6 separate regions of the Homo sapiens genome follow, and regions 1, 2, 3, 4 and 5 are each linked to region 6. A link is a contact called in ENCODE Hi-C or POLR2A ChIA-PET data. All regions are on one chromosome and are shown on one strand. The core of a region is the stretch at or near the end of the contact, and the rest is flanking DNA. Distances in the headings are between cores, read along the strand shown. Region 1 overlaps MARCHF1 (membrane associated ring-CH-type finger 1). Region 2 overlaps MARCHF1 (membrane associated ring-CH-type finger 1). Region 3 holds the start of NPY5R (neuropeptide Y receptor Y5). Region 4 overlaps MARCHF1 (membrane associated ring-CH-type finger 1). Region 5 holds the start of TMA16 (translation machinery associated 16 homolog). Region 6 holds the start of TMEM192 (transmembrane protein 192).

Region 1 (2,988 bases), core at 71-2,570, 1.6 Mb before region 6:
CTCACTCAGGCACACTACACGCGCCCACCACCACGCCTGGCTAATTTTTTGTAAATTCTTGAGCTCCGCTTTGGAGATGACTCTATGTTAGTTTTTCCCACATGCCCCCTAGAAAATACAAACTATTGCCTTGTCAGTGATGAAGTAAAGTTTCTTTTGCTTATTGCTTGGGCCTGAGTCGAATATTTTATCCTCAAGTCTCTCGGTGTTGAGAAGACGTTATCTCTCCAAGGGGTCTCAAGGAAGCTGGTGGAAATGGTAAGACGGCAGCTCCCTTTCCCGTTTCCCAAAGGTCAGGGAGAAGGAACGCACGACAGCACATACACCACCATACTTTTCACCAATGTCTACACTGCCGACCCTCTGATCTGCCCTTCCTTAGTCTTCAAGTTCTCCTTTATACCTTGAAGATGGGGGATGAGCTAAGATTAGGCAAAAGTAGTTTCACAAAATCTTAGCACTTCCTGCATAGGTAGTCTTGAACCTCGCTTTGGACTTTACAGTCCCTGGGCCTTTGGTGCCTGTTTTACTGTTCTTGCTTTTGATTTTTTTTTTTTTTTTGCAGAAGCCACTAAACAATAGAAAGAAATCCAACAGAACTCTATTATTCACTTAGAAAAATATGACTGTATGTTTTTTCTGAATTGTAGTATAACTTGATGCAAACATTGTTTCTGTGAAATTGTCTATTTGATGAAGTTAAATCAAACTTTGCATGATAGGGTCAGGTTTTCTAATTCAAATTACTTGCATTATATTCTGTCCTAAAATATAAATTTAAAAGTACTGCCCACAGAAAAGTGTTGTTTAAATCTTTATACCAGTGAAGAATAAAGGCAGTTTATTTGTATAACATAAAAATGCAGGCCGGGCGCAGTGGCTCACGCCTGTAATCCCAGCAGTTTGGGAGGCCAAGGCGGGCGGATTGCCTGAGCGCAGGAGTTCGCCACCAACCTGGGCAACACGGTGAAACCCCGTCTCTACTAGAATACAAAAATTATCCAGGCGTGGCGGCGGGCGACTGTAGTCCCAGCTACTCGGAAGGCTGAGGCAAGAGAATCGCTTCAACCCGGGAGGCAGAGATTGCAGTGGGCCGAGATCGCGCCACTGCACTCCAGCCTCGGCGACAGAGCGAGACTCCGTCTCAAAAAAAAAAAAAAAAAAAGAAAAGAAAAGAAAAGAAAAAAGCAGGAGGTAGGGACTACTTTGCCAAATCCATTAAATCCATTTCGTCTTTTTTCTTGACAGTTCACCTATGGTTTCCAGCTTCCGTAACAGTCACGTGACCTAGAGTTTTCAATCTATAGAATGATAGACCAAAAAATTACCACCAGGTGGCGCCAGGCCCAAACAGTAGCTAGTACGGTAGCCCTTTTTTTTTTTTTTTTTGGTACCGCCAGACCCAGGAGCTCCCAGCCGGCCAGGTGTGCAGGTTCTTCCTGTCATTTTGCATAAATGCAAAGCCACATTTTAATTGTTTACTGGCTCTGCCTGTCATATTGGATTTTGCTGCAGACGAGCGAAAATAATACCTGAAACAGCAAGTGTAAAGGTTATCACATTATTTACATGCCTTAGTAAGATATGTTGTGCTGGAGGATAATAAGTAAACCTTTTACAAATCCTTGGACTTGCTATGCTGGAGAAATTTCTAGAGGACCCATTCATATGAAGCAGTGGTTCTCAGTGTTCCCCAGTAGCAGATGCAGCAGCAATCAGGAAACTTGTTAGAAACCCAGTATTTTGAGCCCCACACCAAACTCACGGAATCAGAAACTCTGGCGATGGGGACCCTGTAATGTGCTTTAACAAGCCCTCAGGTGATTCCGATGCAAGCTACAGTTAGAGAACCACCTGCCTAAAGGATGACACTTAGCAGAGTTGCACGGTGACCTCCGTGGAGTTTATATCAGAAGTAGTACTTGTCACTCCCTGTCATGAACTAATTAGTAGTCCAGGAAAGGGTAATCAACAAATGAGTTTTGTTTTCTGGCTGTGATTTAAATATTTCAGGTCGACTGAAAAAAATTACATAATTCATTTATTTGAACTGAAATGATTCAGAGTTAGCTCATTAATCACTAAAGCAAACTTTCATTTTTTGTTTTACTTTTCAAATTAGTGTTTAGGTAACATAAAAGCCTATTAAAATCTAATTATACTAGTAACAATTTCAAATACTCTGGGAGAGAACTAAACAACAGACTCTTAATTATGAGGAGTAACTCTTGAACCTTAATAAATCTTTAAGTTCAGAGGTATGCCTATGGTAAATAATTTCCCTCTTAAAAATGTATTTTAAAAGACCAGCAGAAAAATTTGACCTCTGCAGACCTTTAGTGAAATTTGCTACAAAACTGATGATAGGGAGGAAACAACAAAGCCAGGTAGGTGGTAGGCAGCTGGTAAAGTTCACTAGTTAAGGCACTCACTGTTGGACACAAATCAGGAAGTGTACACAAGTGCAAACTTGTTCTCTCAGAATTACAGTAATATAGTGGCTGTGTCCCCACCTAAATCTCATGTTGAATTGTAGCTCCCATAATTCCCAAATGTTATGAGAAGGACCTGGTAGGAGATAATTGAATCATCAGGATGGCTTCCCCCATACTGTTCTTGTGGTAGTGAATAAGTCTCACGAGATCTGATGGTTTTAGATCATGAGGTCTCTCTCTTGCCTGCTGCCGTGTAAGACATGCCTTTCACTGTCTGCCATGATTGTGAGACCTCCCCAGTCATGTGGAACTATGAGTCCATTAAACCTCTTTTTCTTCATAAATTACCCAGTCTCAGGTATGTCTTTATGAGCAGTGCAAAAAGGGACTAATATAAGTCCCTTTACAGATAAGCATGTACATGAAGGCTTTCTTACTAAGAGTCAAAACCTCAGATATAATAGCCATAAATGCTCTGTGAGTCTATCATTTCCTTAAAAAAACATTTTCTCCCCTAGTTCTCTTCCACGTTAGGTCCACCAGTGATAATCAT
Region 2 (2,997 bases), core at 398-2,897, 1.5 Mb before region 6:
CCAAGGTTTCCTGGCACTGGTAGAATCATATTTTTTTCTTCATAAGTTTTTTTTTAAACTCATCACTAAAAAAAAAAAAAAAATCTTTGTGAGGGCCATAGTGTTATGCAACGCTGGAAATTATTAAACTCTTTCACTCAATAGTCATTTCATTCCTGCACAGTTTCTTGGTTTTTGCTATATGCAAAGAAAATCAGACATCTCAGTGTCTTTCATATCTTCTTCCTTTTCATCCCCACAGCAATTTCTCTAGTGGTTTTGAATTGTCAACAGATACACAAAGTATCTTTAAGACTGTGTTCCTTCCATCAGGAAATCATTCTTAAGATATGCAGTTATTTAGATCCTCTTAATATACTGCCACTCTTCAAGAACTCTATCACCAATCATATAAACCCAAATTGCTTCACCTTCTTTTCATATGAGCTTGTACAATTTGAGTTTACCTTACCTATTCAGGCATATTTTCCACGAATCTCTGACATACAACCACAGTGGCATCGTACAGAGTTTAACAGCTAATAAGCTGTGGGTTTTGCCACAAATAAGTTATTGCTGTGCCAAGATCTTGATTCCTGTTAGCTTAGAGGGCAGTTTTGAGGTCTTGGGTGTGTTGTCCATTCACCCTGGTTGACTCACAAATGTTATCATGTTCTGCGTGTTGTAAAAAATGTTGGGAAACACTGGTGTGGCTATTGAAAATACAATCAGCATTATATTTGTAGTTCCGCCCATCTATACGTGTTAAATTACTTAATCTCTGTGTTTCAAGTTCATCATCAGTAAAATGGGAGAATAGTGGTGATAGACTATTAGGAAGAATTAAAGTAAGTGATCAATTAAGTGACAATAATTATTAATAATCAATTATTTCATATGATTATTAATTAATTATTGTCACTTAATTGATCACTTAATTTAATCCTTATTAACAGTCTATGACCACTATTGTCCCATTTTACTGCATAACAGTCTACTAAAAGTAGTATTTATTAAAATTAATGGTCAGATGATTATTTCCTGAGTGTATTGCATTCTCTATATTAAAGTCTGTCTTTGAGAATTTCCTCAAGTATGTTCTTCATACCTTTGACACCTTCCCTCTTTTAATAATGCCTCATCTAAATTAAGACTCATCTAAATTTCAGACTCACATCCCTAATTAAACAGCCCCTAGTTTTTCCTTCCCTACAATGCTCTCTCCTATTTTTTGAGCTGTCATTGCTCTTAAAGCCTATACCACACAGATACAGTCTCTGCTGTTTGTTAACTGTTTCATTTACACAAGTTCTGGAATTATGAGCTGAATAAATTCATGTTTAATAATTTTATGGGGGCAGGATCTTTTTGTGGATTTGTATTGATATTCAGAGTAATTTAAGTTATGAGAATGTTAAGAAGTCAGGCTAAAGATGGCAAAGCACTAGACCATAATGGACTGGCTTTCATTAAGCTTCTATTTAAACATTTACAGAGCACAGACCAAAAAAAGCCAGCTTAGTCAGATCATATGGCAATTCTCAGAAGTTGTTACCAATGACCAGTGTTTTGTTTATGTTTCGGGAAAATTCACTTACAGTGAAAGTGAGAAATTGTGATCCTTTTATATACCATGAACTCTTTAATTTGCATTTGAGGAACTGAATTGAGGTGTAACAATTTTATACCCTATCTGAGCAGCAGAGGAAGTCAAGCAAACTGATCTGCAGTGGAAAGGAGAAGTAACATACTTCATAAATAGAGAACAAGATGGACAGTAGTTAATATCATTCAGACTAACAGCTGTTTGCAGCTACTCTTATTGACATGGAGACAGCAAGCAATTTTGGACTGTAAACAAAAAGGCATTATAAGCCAGATTTCTAAGGTTTCCTTAACAGAAACGAAGATAAATATCCTAAGCCATCATTCAGCCTGAGATTTAAAATACCTTGAAAACTCAAGTTCAAAATACAATCATGACATAAGAATAAAAATATTTTACCAACAGATAATACCATTTTTGTAATCATAAGTTTTGTCATTCTGAATATGTACTCTTTTTTACATGTGCAGACGAGTGACAGTTCTTCATACATATGTGATTTTTTAAAAGTGTTTTGTTTTCTCAAAGGAATATTTTCAACTCAAAAAAGCTGCTACATAGCATGACTTCCTGAGTTTAATTTCATGCCCTAATTTGTCACCACTGACTTGGTCAAAACCTCAGACCATCTGCACAGAGCTGTAGGGAATGATCAACAACAAAGACAATGACATGGCAATGTCCCTGGCTTTCCTAACTCTATTCCTGGAGCTGATCCAAGAGTCGCAAGTAATCAGCCACATTTTTTTTTTTTTCACCACCAGACATCACACTGATGGAAAACAGTGGAGAAGAAGATAATGATCACCTTGCTTGGTCAATAATGAAAGCAGAGGAGGCCAAGTCTTATTTGAATTCACAGACATTGAATTCTGCAATGGATTGGGAAGATTCTATTGGAATTGCTTCTCTTGGGTGTCTCATCCCCTCTGGAGATGGTTCGATGCCATTGATACTAGGACTTTAAATTCTGCTTGGGACTGAGGATTCCCACTGAGATTCTATTATCATCTAGCCTAGTGGTTCAGTCTCATAGTGGGCCGGAGCCTCTTTGAAGACTATCTGAGAGGTCTCCATGGGCTCTTGAAACACATTAAGATTCCCCCATTCCCTCTATTGATGTGTGTAGCCCCTAGGAGTCCCAGTCAGTATATCTAGCAATCTTAAGATCAGCTCAGACTGTCCAAATCCTCCAAATCAGGAGAAATCAAAAGCTGGATTGCATCTTTTAGGATAATCCCTTCCCTGTTAACCATCGCTTTACTGCCCTCTCTATACTCATTGGTTAGCTCAGAGGACCATGTATTTCTGCATAAAGGAAATGAGTTCCCCAGTGCCATTTATCTTTCCAGATCCTACCTTACAATTTTGATGACTTGTGGATAAGTAAATAGATAATATATATTGAACGA
Region 3 (2,916 bases), core at 72-2,571, 1.8 Mb before region 6:
CACACAGAAGAATAAAACAGGAACTGTGTTTACTTGAGTTCTTTAAAAGCTCTTGGATGACTCTTTGACTGATGAAATAGCAATCTATACAGATCCCCTGAGTATTGAATGCTGAAATCCAGCAGAAAGGGGACACAAAAAATTTTCTTTGACCTCTTCTGTAACAGTGATGTCTGCCCCAGATGTTAGAATTACAAGTCACATTGCTCCCAAGGGGTACAGTTCTCTTCGGTTTATCCCACACGACTCTACTCAGCAGGAGATGCTGTCTGTTACATAATAGTTCTCAGTATTAAAGGGTACAATAACTACACCCTTTCTCATGGTAAAGCTATGTCCAAAGACACATGGACATCTACCCAATGTCTCTTTTCTCCCTTCTCTCCTTCTCTCTCTCTCTCTCTCTCACAGACACACACACACACACACACACACACACACACACACACGCGCGCGCGCCTAAAGTACCTGCCACCTAATGATTAGCTAAAAATAAAGCAAACCTGCGCAATACAGATTTGGAAACATTAGGGATGGAAATCATGTTGGGAAGGAACAGAAGGACAGGTTTTCTCTTCTTCTTTTGTGTGGGCTTTTTTCCCGTCTTTTTTTTTTTTTAACCTGTGACAATTCGTTTTTAGCCCTTCGTCTTCTCTTTGCTATTGAATATAGTCTTGAGCAGCGTTGATTTCATTTCAGCTTCACTCCCCTGCTCCTGCCACTTGCCCACACCCACAGCTGCCACTCCTTGGAGTGGGGAAACTTCCCTTCTATTCTGCTGGGCTCATTACCGCAGACGCTGTTGCCTCTCCTGAACATTGGGTCAGCCTCCCCACCTCCACTCTTCCTTACTTCAAAGAGGTGCAAAGGAAGAGCAGTGTTTTGTCTTTTTTCTTTCTTTCTTTCTATCACCACACCACCCCCCACCGTCCCCCACCCCAAACAAAGATAAAACCTGAGAGTCGAAGCTTGTTCTCAGGAATACTAAGAACTTAGGGGCACAGCCATCCTCACACCAGTCCAAGACTTCTCAGAGTTCACTACACAGGGTTGAGGGCTGGACCGGCAAAACTCGATTTGCCCATCAAGTTAACTTGGTCGGCCTGGGACCCGAGGCCAGGGTGAAGGGACGACATCCCGGGGCCCTGTGGCTTCTCCCTAGAGCGCCCAAACAGCGGCGTAGGTCTGGGACGCCCCCGGCCCCCGGCTTTGGAAGAGGCTGGCGCGGAGCAGGCGCCTTGGAGCAGGGTCTCGGGGGTCCCCGGAACAGTCACGTGTTCTCGAGACGCCGTTAAACCCCCGCCCCCTCTTCCCCACCGCCGCCTCCAGGTCCTGCTCCCGCTGCTGCCGCCACCGCCGGGGTGCAGGAGCGATCGCGCTGGGCCGCGCTCCCGGGAGCCCAGGGCCTGCAGCGGCCGGGGCGCCCCGAGGTACGGGCTCCCGCCCCTCCCTGCCAACCCCTTTCGCGCCGGGTAGGCCTGCACCGAGGGGCCGTGGCGGGTCCCCGCGCGGGCTGCGAGTCTGCGCAGGTCCCTGGGAGCCCGCACCCGTCTCTGGTGCCAGGGCGTTGTCGGGGGTCCCAAGAGAGCGGGGTGGGGAAGGTGAAGGGAGCGCGGCTGGAAAAATGGGGATTAGGGTGGCGGAACAGGCACTTGTCAGGAGTGAAGAGACAGCGGAGAGGGTACTGGGCTGAATTCTTTCGTGCCGAGCAGGTCCCTCCGGTTCCCAACTCACCCGGGTGGAGCAGGCGCGGGCCGAACCCGGGAGGAGAGTGTCGGGGATCCGCGAAGGAGCCTCCTGGGGATGGGGCGGGGGATGGACAAAGCGCTGCCCCCGGCTGGACGCGCTCTGGCTGCAGCCCGGCTGGCATCCGGAGCTGGGAACAGCAGCCCGCGGGGTGCCCGGGTCAGGGCTCAACCCTAGCGGGTCTCTGGCGAGGCCGGGGGCGCAGCCCGCGGGGCGCCACTCAGGCCGTCCAGCTGCCGCGCGGTCCAGCGCTGACCCGAGCCCGGGAGGCAGCTGCGCTCTAAGGTTTGCGCTCCTGTTTGCGAGGTGTCTTCATATAACAAATGCGAGCAATAACAAACATCCATAGAACTCGAATTCCAGAAACGGGAATTCTTTTTTCCAAGTTCACAGACCTTTAGTTAATCTTTTAAAGGAACTGAGGCGTTGTGTTGGACCAAAGCCAAAACGATTTTACCTTAGACCATGGAAAATAGCCTAAGGCTCTTTCAGCAGAATTTTGCAGTCCGAATGCAATTTTAGATTTCAGATTTCTCAAGGGAAGAGAAACTCTGCTGTTAGAATTTGGAAGGGAGGGTGGTGCATGCCTGTGTGTTTGTCAGCTGAGCAGAGCTGTATTTATCTTTCCAATTCAAATTGTGCCAGATTCTGGCTTTAAGAACAAACCATGGGAATATTTGAGAACATGGAATCATGCTGCTGTTCCACGATCACAGCAAAACAGACAATAGTTGATATTGTATCATTGCAGGAGGAAAAAGAATTACATATATTTTATTCTTTTGTGTGATTGTCATCCTTTGTGAAAAGAATGATGTGTATTTTCATAAAGCAAAAAATTATTCAAACAAAGAAACCTTATTTAAATGTACAAGTCAGACTTTTAATATCCTTTGAATTCCCTGCAGTTCCTCCTATTATTCTTGAGAACTATCTACTTTCTTAAAATACTTAAAATCTATTCAGAAGGTTTCATTTGTCTAGGTGTCAGATATAGAAGAGTTTATAAGAAAATTCCAGTAAACCTTTAAAAAGATATTATTTTTTATAAGTTGCCATAGTTTAATAAAGAACTTTTATTTTTCACACTTTTTACTCAGAGATTAAAGTTCTGTGTTTCAGCCTGGAAATTCTGATGGTGGGAGATACAACTAATACAAAAGAGAATGA
Region 4 (2,700 bases), core at 171-2,670, 1.4 Mb before region 6:
AGTCCGTCTGTTACCATCTCTCTCTGTCTCTGATAGAAATTTTCCTCAAATATCTGTTGATCTCTGGATATTAGTTGTATTACACACTCACTCAAAAGCTGATTAGGTCTATGTGTGTCTCCGGCTAGTGGTGGCTTTCCCTCTAGGGTACTCAGGCCGGATTGTTTTTGGGAAAATTTTCTCAATTCTGCAGCTATTCTTTCTGTTTTGTCAGTTCACTGAGAAAAAAAAAAATCGTACAATCTCTTGTTTGAAGGCACACGCTAAGGCCGGCATTCCGAGGCAAATATGGGAAAGAGGAGTCAAGGTCTTATCACCACTAAGGATGCGACTGTCTGCACTACAGTAACCTCACCCCTTCTTCAGAGAGATTGTGTTTGTTTGCCACGGGTTATTATTGGCCTGGAAAAAAAAAAATGTTTCTTAACTAGGGGATTCCCAGGTCATGCAAACAATACAAATTTAACCTTCTAACTGGAGTGTAATATAAGTCTGTGATTACATTACTCAGAGAATTTGTTTTTTCTTGTATACACAGAATTCAGGCCAAAATAAAAAGTCAAGCTTCTTTTTATCTCTCTGTGTGGATAGTTGGATATTTTTTCCTAGTGGATGCTTACACAGAGACTATAGTATTTTAAATCATCTTTTTTTTTTTTTTTAGATTTAGGGCTGTTTAAGTGTACATCCCACTCAGGCCCATTGCTTTATCTTCTGTTTCTGCCTGGGCACTGACACCCTTGCCACTAGATGATCACAACTGACCACCCCCCAGGGCAGCCACACTGTCAGCTCTCAGGCCAATTTCTCTGGCTTATGTTTCTCTCTTCCTTTCTCACTGCTGGAGATTTTTCTTTTCTTTTTCCTAGCACAGCTGAGTATAAATAAGGACATTTGTTATATTTTTATCTAGCATTTCTATGTTTTTATATTCTGAATGATTTTGGATCATCTCGTCTGCAACATTGCTTGTCTCTAATTGTCTTATTTTCATCTTTGCAATCATGGGTTTTACTGGCAAGGGAGCTGAAGCTTGTGGAGGATAAATGACTAACCCAAGAGTGAGCAATAGGTGGCAGGGCTAAGGCCACGTCTCTCCTGGCGCGGTGCTCTCTCCAACATGCTGTGTCCCCAGATCTCTTCTATGTCTGAAACTTTCTGATTTCAACATAGACTAATATCTATAAGCTCATGCTAATATCTATGATCTCATATTCAGAAGTGAGAATCAAGTATATAAAAATTGATAGAAACTAAAAATCTTTAGGCTTTAATATTAGCCTCTTACTACTAGATTGTTTATCAGAACTTTGAGCTATTAACACAGTTATGTCAAAGCTTTCATGTACTTGAAAAAATGGGGCAGCTAAAAAAAAAAAACTGCCAAAAACATCAAACAGCTGACAAATGCAATCAGCTGTGATACATGAATTTGCATTGTCTAACTGGAGGTTGGACACTGAAAAATAAACCGAGTACTCTCACTACCCTATTTTTCATAGGCAATGGAATCTAAAGGCACTTTCAATGCTGTAAAAGCCTGACAAAATGTTTAAGAAACAAACAGGAAGAAGTTTAAAGCAAAGAACATGTGTAAGACCATCTCTATTTGCCTTTTCCTGAGAAAATAATAAATGTACTCCCACATGTAATTTTCACAGCATATATAATGATTTTGCTGAGAACAGATTGCTCAGTACATTCCCAGATGTATACAGAAGATCAAGTTAATGAAAAGATACTTTGAAATACAGTAACTGGATACTATTTTAAAATAATGTATGCAGTTCATATCAATGATTTTCAAAAAAAATTCTAAGGCAGAGAGGCCCCTTTTTCCAAATTAAACATGACAAAGAATGCTTAAATATAAAAGAGATGAAACTTAAAATGTTTTCTTTGAAGAAATGGAGGAGATTTCCCCAACACCCTAGCCAGTCAGTGCCCCACCTACAGAGAACTCAGCTGCCCTCAGACTTACTTAGGAACAAGCCAGATTCTGTAAGGAGGGGATTTGAATCTAAAAATCATGTTTTAAGTTCCTAACATGCTAGAATAAAGACATTGTATCTGTAGGGTCAATTTATCTAGTGGACACATTATATATAGGGCTTAGGACAGAATAAATCAGCATTATAAATAAACTCTCAAAGATACTCCCCATTTTATTATAAATTTGTCTATAAACATATTAAATTACTTTTTAATAACCATAGGCTACAATAAAGACATTCTATCAGCAGGGTCAATATATTTAGTGGGCACAGTATACATAGGGCTTAGGGCCTATGATATTTTCAAAGGCCCAAGAAAGCATATTGATTTTAATTTTAAAATTAGAAAAATTAATATAATAAAAATGAACATATCATAATGAACCCAGATTAGATTATATTTAGCTATATGCTAAAATAGTCACAAAATACAATTTTAATATTTTTTTGGAGGAGGGGTCTACCAAGGTAAAAGTGTCTAAGGCACACAAAGGTTGTAATTCCGCTGGGTCTATCTTAATGTTGGTTACTGGACACAATGCTATGGCTCTGATTCTAGCAATTTCAGAACAGTCCACAGAATTAAGGCAAATTGATTCTGTCTCTGAATTTTAGTATATGGGAAAATTCCCATGTCACTCTTGATGTCATAATATTTAGTAATGTAGACTAAAATAATGATACAAATGCAAATTACAATGTTTTT
Region 5 (2,700 bases), core at 18-2,517, 1.6 Mb before region 6:
GCTGCACACACATATCAAGGCACACCAGCTTCACCCTGCCTGGAGCTTCTTCCCATGCCTAGTTTTCTCTTACAATTCCGGTCTCTGCTCAATTATCACTTCTAAAAGAGGACTTTATAGAGACCACCATGTGTAAAACAGCTTTTCTACATGCCCCCGCCAGCTAATTTTTATTAGAGTACTTATATTATTTGAAATAATATTTTTACATGCCTCCATCCCCTGGAAAATGAGCTGAGTGAGGGATATTGTTGGAGTATCCCCAGTACCAGGCACACAGTAGGCATTCAATAAATAGTTTTTGAATGATTACATTGTCTACGGAATTCTAACATGTATGGGTGAAACAAAGACTCTCACATGCTGTGAGAAGAAAACAAAAACTGGGTTGGCAGAGGCCTTGAATATGAGGAAGTGGCCTTTCCGGATAAAGAAACTAAGACTCGGCCGGGCGTGGTGGCTCAGGCCTGTAATCTCAGCACTTTGGGAGGCCGAGGCGGACGGATCACCTGAGATCAGGAGTTCGAGACCAGCCTGGCCAACACGGCGAAACCCCGTCTCTACTAAAAATACAAAAAAAAAAAAAAAAAAAAAAAATTAGCCGGGCGTGGTGGCGGAGGCCTGTAATTCCAGCTGTTCGGGAGGCTGAGGCAGGAGAATCGCTTGAACCCGGGAGGAAGAAAGAAAGAGGGAATGAGGGAAGGCGGGAAAGAGGGAAAGAAGAAAAGAAAAGAAAGGAAAGAGAAGAGGGGCGGGGCGGGGCAGGGCAGGGCAGGGCAGGGCAGGGCAAAAAAAGACTCAGTGCAGGAAAGGACTTGCCCAAGGTAATCTAGTACGTGGAAAAGCGGAGGGCAGGAGCCTGTGCCGTGCAAGAGCTCCGGGGAGCCAACACCGAGCGGCCCTTTTGAGAGGGTCCCAGCCCCTGAGATGCGGGAGCCCGCAAGAGGGAACCTCTTGTCTGAAGAGGTTGCTGCGCTCTGGAGTCGTGCTCTGGGACAGATGGGCAAGCTCCGCTCTTGGGGCCGGAAGCGTGTAGCGTCTCCACCCGGGCTCCAATCCCCAGCCTCGCACTCAGCACCAGGCAGAGTTCAGCCTCCCGCCGCAAGCTCCCTTCCGCCGCTCCCGGCGAGCACGCAGGTCTGGCTGTCCGTTGGGCTAGAGCTTAAAAGCCCAACACGGGCGAAAAAGACGCGGTCTCAGTTAACGGGGACGCTTTAGAGAAACGCACTCGCCTCTCCTGTTCCGGTTGGGTCGGCGCGGGCTTCTCAGGCGCCACGTGGGATTCGGCCCGGGTGCTCTTGTGAGCTGCTGCTCCTGCGGTTGGTGAGATTACCTGGGTCTAGAGTGCGGAGCTGCTCCGTGGCCACGAGGACGTCACCATGGTGGGCCCCCTCCTGCTCCCCCGAACCGCTCGGTTGGTTCCCCGGAAGGCTCTTGTTGAGCAGGCAGAGAGGGAGGGTGCGGTTTCGGGAACCTAGGAGAGGGGAGGATGCAAAGTGTTTATTTTCAGGGAGTGTGCGGGGTGCGGGGCGAAGCCTCTGGGAGGCGAGTCCCAGGCCCAACGCCTGGACCTTAGAGTTCCGCGTCCGAGTGCTGAAGTGCTCACACGTCGCCTTGCTCCTCTTTGCCTTGTGCCTAACTTCTCGCTAGTCACTACTTCCTGGGGGAAACCCGGCACCTTTCCATTGTAACGCATCGAGGAGTTTGGCAAAACTTCTGAGATCGCTGGCCCTACACACCTCTGCCTCTCTGGCCTGGGTAGACTCAGTATGTGGGCTTAGTCGCCTCTTCCTCGGCGTCCGTTCACCTCTCGTTAGTGCCCTGAATCCTGCCGTTACGCCCCCATTCGCTCCAGGGCACTGAAGCAGTTTTGTTGTTTTTATTAAAAACTGAGTAGATACAAAAGAGTGTTACTAAAGCACATTTCAAGTGTAAAGATGAACAGTTTCAGGAATTCTCGTTTACCCATTTTGTAGTTTTAAGAAATAAAACATAGCCTTTGAAAGCCCTGTGTTACCTTCTTTGAACTTTCAGGAAACCTTAAGAAGCAAACATTATCTAAGTTTTGTATTTATAATTTCACTACTTTTCTTTATAGTTACTACATATATTTGTATTTTGAAACAGTATGTTGTTTCTTGCCTATTTTTTACGTAATCGTTGTGTTCTTGAGAGTAATTCTTGCATAGAAACATGCTTTATAAATTTTTTTCAATTAATTTTTAATAAAAGCAAAATTTTAAAAGTTTATAATCTGGTCAGAAGTTACGATATTGTGTCCACAATGTGGCCTCTTTGTTTCTTTTCATTTTTTTCTCTTTTCATTGTATGCCATTTTTGTCTTACAGTCTGGTTCTTTCGTTGTTTCGCGAGTTTTTTGTGCTTTATTTTGATCCACTGCTGACGCATATTTTGTACTTTAGATTGTACACATTTGTGTAAATTCAGTGTTTGCTTGTCACTTTGCTTGTGGGATTTCCAACTCTTTATAGTGTTAGTTTTTTTCCCCTTTTCAGAGTGGAATATGAAAGCAATTACATCTCATTGTGTTTGAGTGATTGGGGAGATAGATTGGTATTTGACTGTAGTTGTCCTTGACTATCAGAGCTTCACTTTTTATCAGGCTGTATAGTAGAAGTACGTTGCTTTGGCATAGAAGTCAAAAGAGTGGCATATGAACCTGTTTTCATTGGCTCATTT
Region 6 (2,855 bases), core at 1-2,500:
ATTTTGCTTTAAATATATATGAGTCTCAAATCTACTTACAGGTCTTACAGTTAATTTTCCATTTTCTCAACTGGAAAAAATAGAAAATTTTAGTTTCATTAGAAATTGTTTGGTCTTTATTTCATCAAGATTATTTAACTGGTTACTGCACAAGAATCTAAGCTACCGTAATGCTGGAACTGTTTCATGTTTCTCTTCCTTTTCCTGATGCAGTTCATTCAGTGATAGGATCACAGTAATATTCCTACTAATTTATTAACCCAAATTAGTGCTTTACAGTAACTGTCAACTTTGCATTTCTCAAGAGCAAAAATTTTATTACTTGCCAGTGGAAAATCCAGTTAACTCTCAGCATACATACATGTTTCTCCTAAAAACACCTTACGATACTGAAGCAAAGAAATAAGATTTTTGTAATTATGCTACCATTCTGTACTATACACGCTGTAAACTAGGCCACTGGTTTTTTGTTTTTTTGTTTTTGTTTTTGTTTTGGTAATCTGGTTTGAATCTATCAAAGATTTAAAAACCTTTGTATTCCTACCATGCTAGATTCAAAACAACACATGACACTTTTTCTCTCGTGTGGGTTTCCAGGCCATGATAGCGACAGGTCTGCGGGACGCTGGCGCCCGGCCCGAGCGTCGTTGTCACTCCAAGTCCACAGCCTCTAGAGCCAAGGCAAGGGACCTCACCAGGAAGGGAGATTCGCCCCCTGTGCCCCTGGGACGTCCGAGCGGAACCCATCGGCCCGGCTCCCGGAGACTCGCGGGGAGGAAGGGCTGTCAGGCCAGGCGCGCATCACGTGAAGCTGCCAGTTCCGGGATCAAAGACGTACCCCGCACGTGGGCTGGGCGCCAGCCTGGGACCCCCGGGGGCCGCGCGCCCACCGCCCAGGAGCCCACCCCAGCCTCCACTGGGAAAATTAGCCCGGAGCCAACGTGTCGCGGATCCCACAGCCGCCTGGAGCCCTCCCAAAGCCCCGCGCCCAGGCCTCCCCGGGCACAGGCGGCGCCCCCTTCGGCCGCGGCCGCAGTCGCCAAGGGTGGCTTCCCTCTCTGAGTCTCCGCCCCGTGCGCCCCGGCACAAGAAAAAGCGGATTCCGGGGCCAACCGCCCGCCGCCTCCGTGCACTCACGTCCTCCATCCTGCCCCCCGCCGCCATTTCCCGACGCCGGAGGCCGAAGCCCTGGCCAGCCCGGCCTCTCCACCTGGACCTGTAAGCCTCTGGCCGCGAAACTCGCCACCTTCTGGGACCTGCCAGGCCCCTCCCCAGACACACCCCCTCCTGCGTCCGCCCCGCCTCCGGCTGGCCCGATCCCCGCCCCCTTAGCTCCGATTGGCTGAGATGGTGGGAGGGGTGTGCCGGCCCAGAAGACCTGGACTGTGGGCGGTGGCTACCGCCTGAACCACCTCGGTTCCTGGGGCTTCTGGCCGCAGCCCCTCGGTGCGCTCTTACCCAGAGACTTGAGCATTTAAGGATGCCTTCCTAGTCCAAGAATTTAACTATTTTCGGGCTCCACTTGCATATTTTAAGAACATTAACTTTTTTCGGTCTTGCCTGGTTGTTTGCAGACACAGCTCTACGCCTAGGTAGAACCAGCGGTAAAATCCTACTCCGCCAGCAGAGGGACAGGAGCAGAATAAAGATTCCAATTTCCATGACATATTTACAGATTTCTCCAATGGGAAACAAAGCAGTTCGGAATGCTTACGGCGTTCGTTTATTAAGACAGAGTCTCGCTCTGTCGCCCACGCTGGAGTGCCCTAGCACGACCTCGGCTCACTGCAGCCTCGAATTCTTGGCCTCCTGGCCAGTTCTCCCACCTCAGCCTCTCAAAGTACTGAGATTACAGGCGTGAGCCACTGGGCCCTTGTTTCTTTTAAAATTGAATTTCAAAAAGAGAAAAAACTTCAATGACATTTTCTAAAAAGCTCATGATTGTAAAAATGTAAGCAAACAAGGAAAGAAATTTTCTGTTACCAGCTCCCGGAGAGAACTTTGATATCAGTTAGAATATATACACTCATACATTTTTTTGGTGGGGCGGCGGAGACGGAGTCTCGCTCTGTCGCCCAGGCTGGAATGCAGTGGTGCAATCTCGGCTCCCAGGTTCAAGCCATTCTCCTGCCTCAGCCCCCTGAGTAGCTAGGATTACAGGCGCGTGCCACCAAGCCTGGCTATTTTTGTATTTTAGTAGAGACAGGGTTTAGCCATGTTGGTCAGGCTGGTCTGGAACTCCTGAGGTCAGGTGACTCGCCCGCCTCGGCCTCCCAAAGTGCTGGGATTACAAGTTTAGCCACCGCGTCTTGCCCACTTTCATACATTCTAATGCTTATTTGTACATTGAGTATAGTGTGATCCAGTTTAGGATGTGTGAGATAAAACTACGCAAATGTTAGTGAAGGAAGAGATGGTGTAAGACTCCACGTGATCTTCTTTTTTCTTTTTCTTTTTTTTCTCGTAGAGACAAGGTCTCACTATGTTGCCCAGGCTGGTCTCATAATCCTGAGATTCTATGAATTATTTATCACAAGCCTTTTCTAGACGTGCAAATTTTCTTCTCTGCATTTTATTTTGAAAATTTTCAAGCCTACAGAAATGTTGAAAGATTAATACAATGAACATCCATGTACCCCTCACACTTGATTCATTAGTTGTTCATTTTTTGTCTTGGTTGCTCTGTGTGTGGGTGTGTGTGTTCACATACTTTTTTTTTTTTTTTTTTTTTTGAGATGGAGTCCCGCTCTGTCGCCAGGCTGGATGGAGTGCAGTGGCGCGATCTCGGCTCACTGCAAGCTCCGCGTCCCGGGTTCACGCCATTCTCCTGCCTCAGGCTCCCCAGGGTCTGGGAC

Evidence for each region. Hi-C counts contacts between places; a loop is a spot of excess contacts on that map. ChIA-PET counts read pairs that join two places held with the same protein, here RNA polymerase II (POLR2A). Pooled maps may share reads with other maps.
Region 1: a map of naive thymus-derived CD4-positive, alpha-beta T cell shows a loop between it and region 6 (6-fold over the local background). The contact joins the enhancer-like site here to the promoter of TMEM192 in region 6. A Hi-C loop is called at or near these places in 2 of 168 maps with a recorded cell type or tissue (both naive thymus-derived CD4-positive, alpha-beta T cell) and 16 of 50 pooled maps. POLR2A ChIA-PET finds 5 or more read pairs at or near these places in 1 of 52 experiments (WTC11).
Region 2: a map with no recorded cell type shows a loop between it and region 6 (4-fold over the local background). The contact joins the enhancer-like site here to the promoter of TMEM192 in region 6. A Hi-C loop is called at or near these places in 1 of 37 single-sample maps with no recorded cell type and 3 of 50 pooled maps. POLR2A ChIA-PET finds 5 or more read pairs at or near these places in 1 of 52 experiments (OCI-LY7).
Region 3: a loop to region 6 is called in a map of ascending aorta, with 5 times the contacts of the local background. The contact joins the promoter of NPY5R here to the promoter of TMEM192 in region 6. A Hi-C loop is called at or near these places in 1 of 168 maps with a recorded cell type or tissue (ascending aorta) and 2 of 50 pooled maps. POLR2A ChIA-PET finds 5 or more read pairs at or near these places in 2 of 52 experiments (WTC11 and activated T-cell).
Region 4: a map with no recorded cell type shows a loop between it and region 6 (7-fold over the local background). The contact joins the enhancer-like site here to the promoter of TMEM192 in region 6. A Hi-C loop is called at or near these places in 2 of 37 single-sample maps with no recorded cell type and 2 of 50 pooled maps.
Region 5: a loop to region 6 is called in a map of B cell, with 9 times the contacts of the local background. The contact joins the promoter of TMA16 here to the promoter of TMEM192 in region 6. A Hi-C loop is called at or near these places in 5 of 168 maps with a recorded cell type or tissue (B cell, CD8-positive, alpha-beta T cell and naive thymus-derived CD4-positive, alpha-beta T cell), 4 of 37 single-sample maps with no recorded cell type and 16 of 50 pooled maps. POLR2A ChIA-PET finds 5 or more read pairs at or near these places in 3 of 52 experiments (CD4-positive, alpha-beta memory T cell, activated B cell and activated CD4-positive, alpha-beta memory T cell).

The regions. Positions count from the first base shown.
Region 1 is chr4:163,549,136-163,552,123 of GRCh38, forward strand. All of the region lies in intron 8 of MARCHF1 (membrane associated ring-CH-type finger 1), which reads right to left. Among named protein-coding and RNA genes, the nearest start is that of TMA16, 56 kb to the left of the region's middle. RefSeq lists enhancers at 518-1,019, 1,020-1,519. Within about 2 kb of position 1,321, at least 3 of the 41 ENCODE cell types and tissues checked have a DNase peak (open chromatin) inside an H3K27ac peak, as active enhancers do.
Region 2 is chr4:163,590,189-163,593,185 of GRCh38, forward strand. The region is part of intron 7 of MARCHF1 (membrane associated ring-CH-type finger 1); the gene reads right to left. Among named protein-coding and RNA genes, the nearest start is that of TMA16, 97 kb to the left of the region's middle. Within about 2 kb of position 1,648, at least 4 of the 41 ENCODE cell types and tissues checked have a DNase peak (open chromatin) inside an H3K27ac peak, as active enhancers do; they include OCI-LY7, where a contact is called at or near this core.
Region 3 is chr4:163,342,571-163,345,486 of GRCh38, forward strand. It overlaps NPY5R (neuropeptide Y receptor Y5), which reads left to right and starts at 1,322. Exons shown (of 4, transcript NM_006174.4): 1 at 1,322-1,430. It also overlaps a transcript of NPY1R not described here.
Region 4 is chr4:163,662,576-163,665,275 of GRCh38, forward strand. All of the region lies in intron 5 of MARCHF1 (membrane associated ring-CH-type finger 1), which reads right to left. Among named protein-coding and RNA genes, the nearest start is that of TMA16, 170 kb to the left of the region's middle. RefSeq lists a silencer at 984-1,033 and an enhancer at 1,644-1,723. Within about 2 kb of position 1,421, at least 4 of the 41 ENCODE cell types and tissues checked have a DNase peak (open chromatin) inside an H3K27ac peak, as active enhancers do.
Region 5 is chr4:163,493,423-163,496,122 of GRCh38, forward strand. TMA16 (translation machinery associated 16 homolog) reads left to right here and starts at 1,268. Exons shown (of 7, transcript NM_018352.3): 1 at 1,268-1,382. The coding sequence starts at 1,380. It overlaps LOC124900805 (a long non-coding RNA gene), which reads right to left and starts at 1,802. Exons shown (of 2, transcript XR_007058354.1): 1 at 1,740-1,802; 2 at 1-1,474. RefSeq lists enhancers at 1,159-2,061, 1,525-1,664, 1,695-1,844.
Region 6 is chr4:165,111,610-165,114,464 of GRCh38, forward strand. TMEM192 (transmembrane protein 192) reads right to left here and starts at 1,251. Exons shown (of 6, transcript NM_001100389.2): 1 at 1,138-1,251. The coding sequence starts at 1,164. RefSeq lists enhancers at 527-766, 1,547-1,606 and silencers at 797-1,056, 1,225-1,423.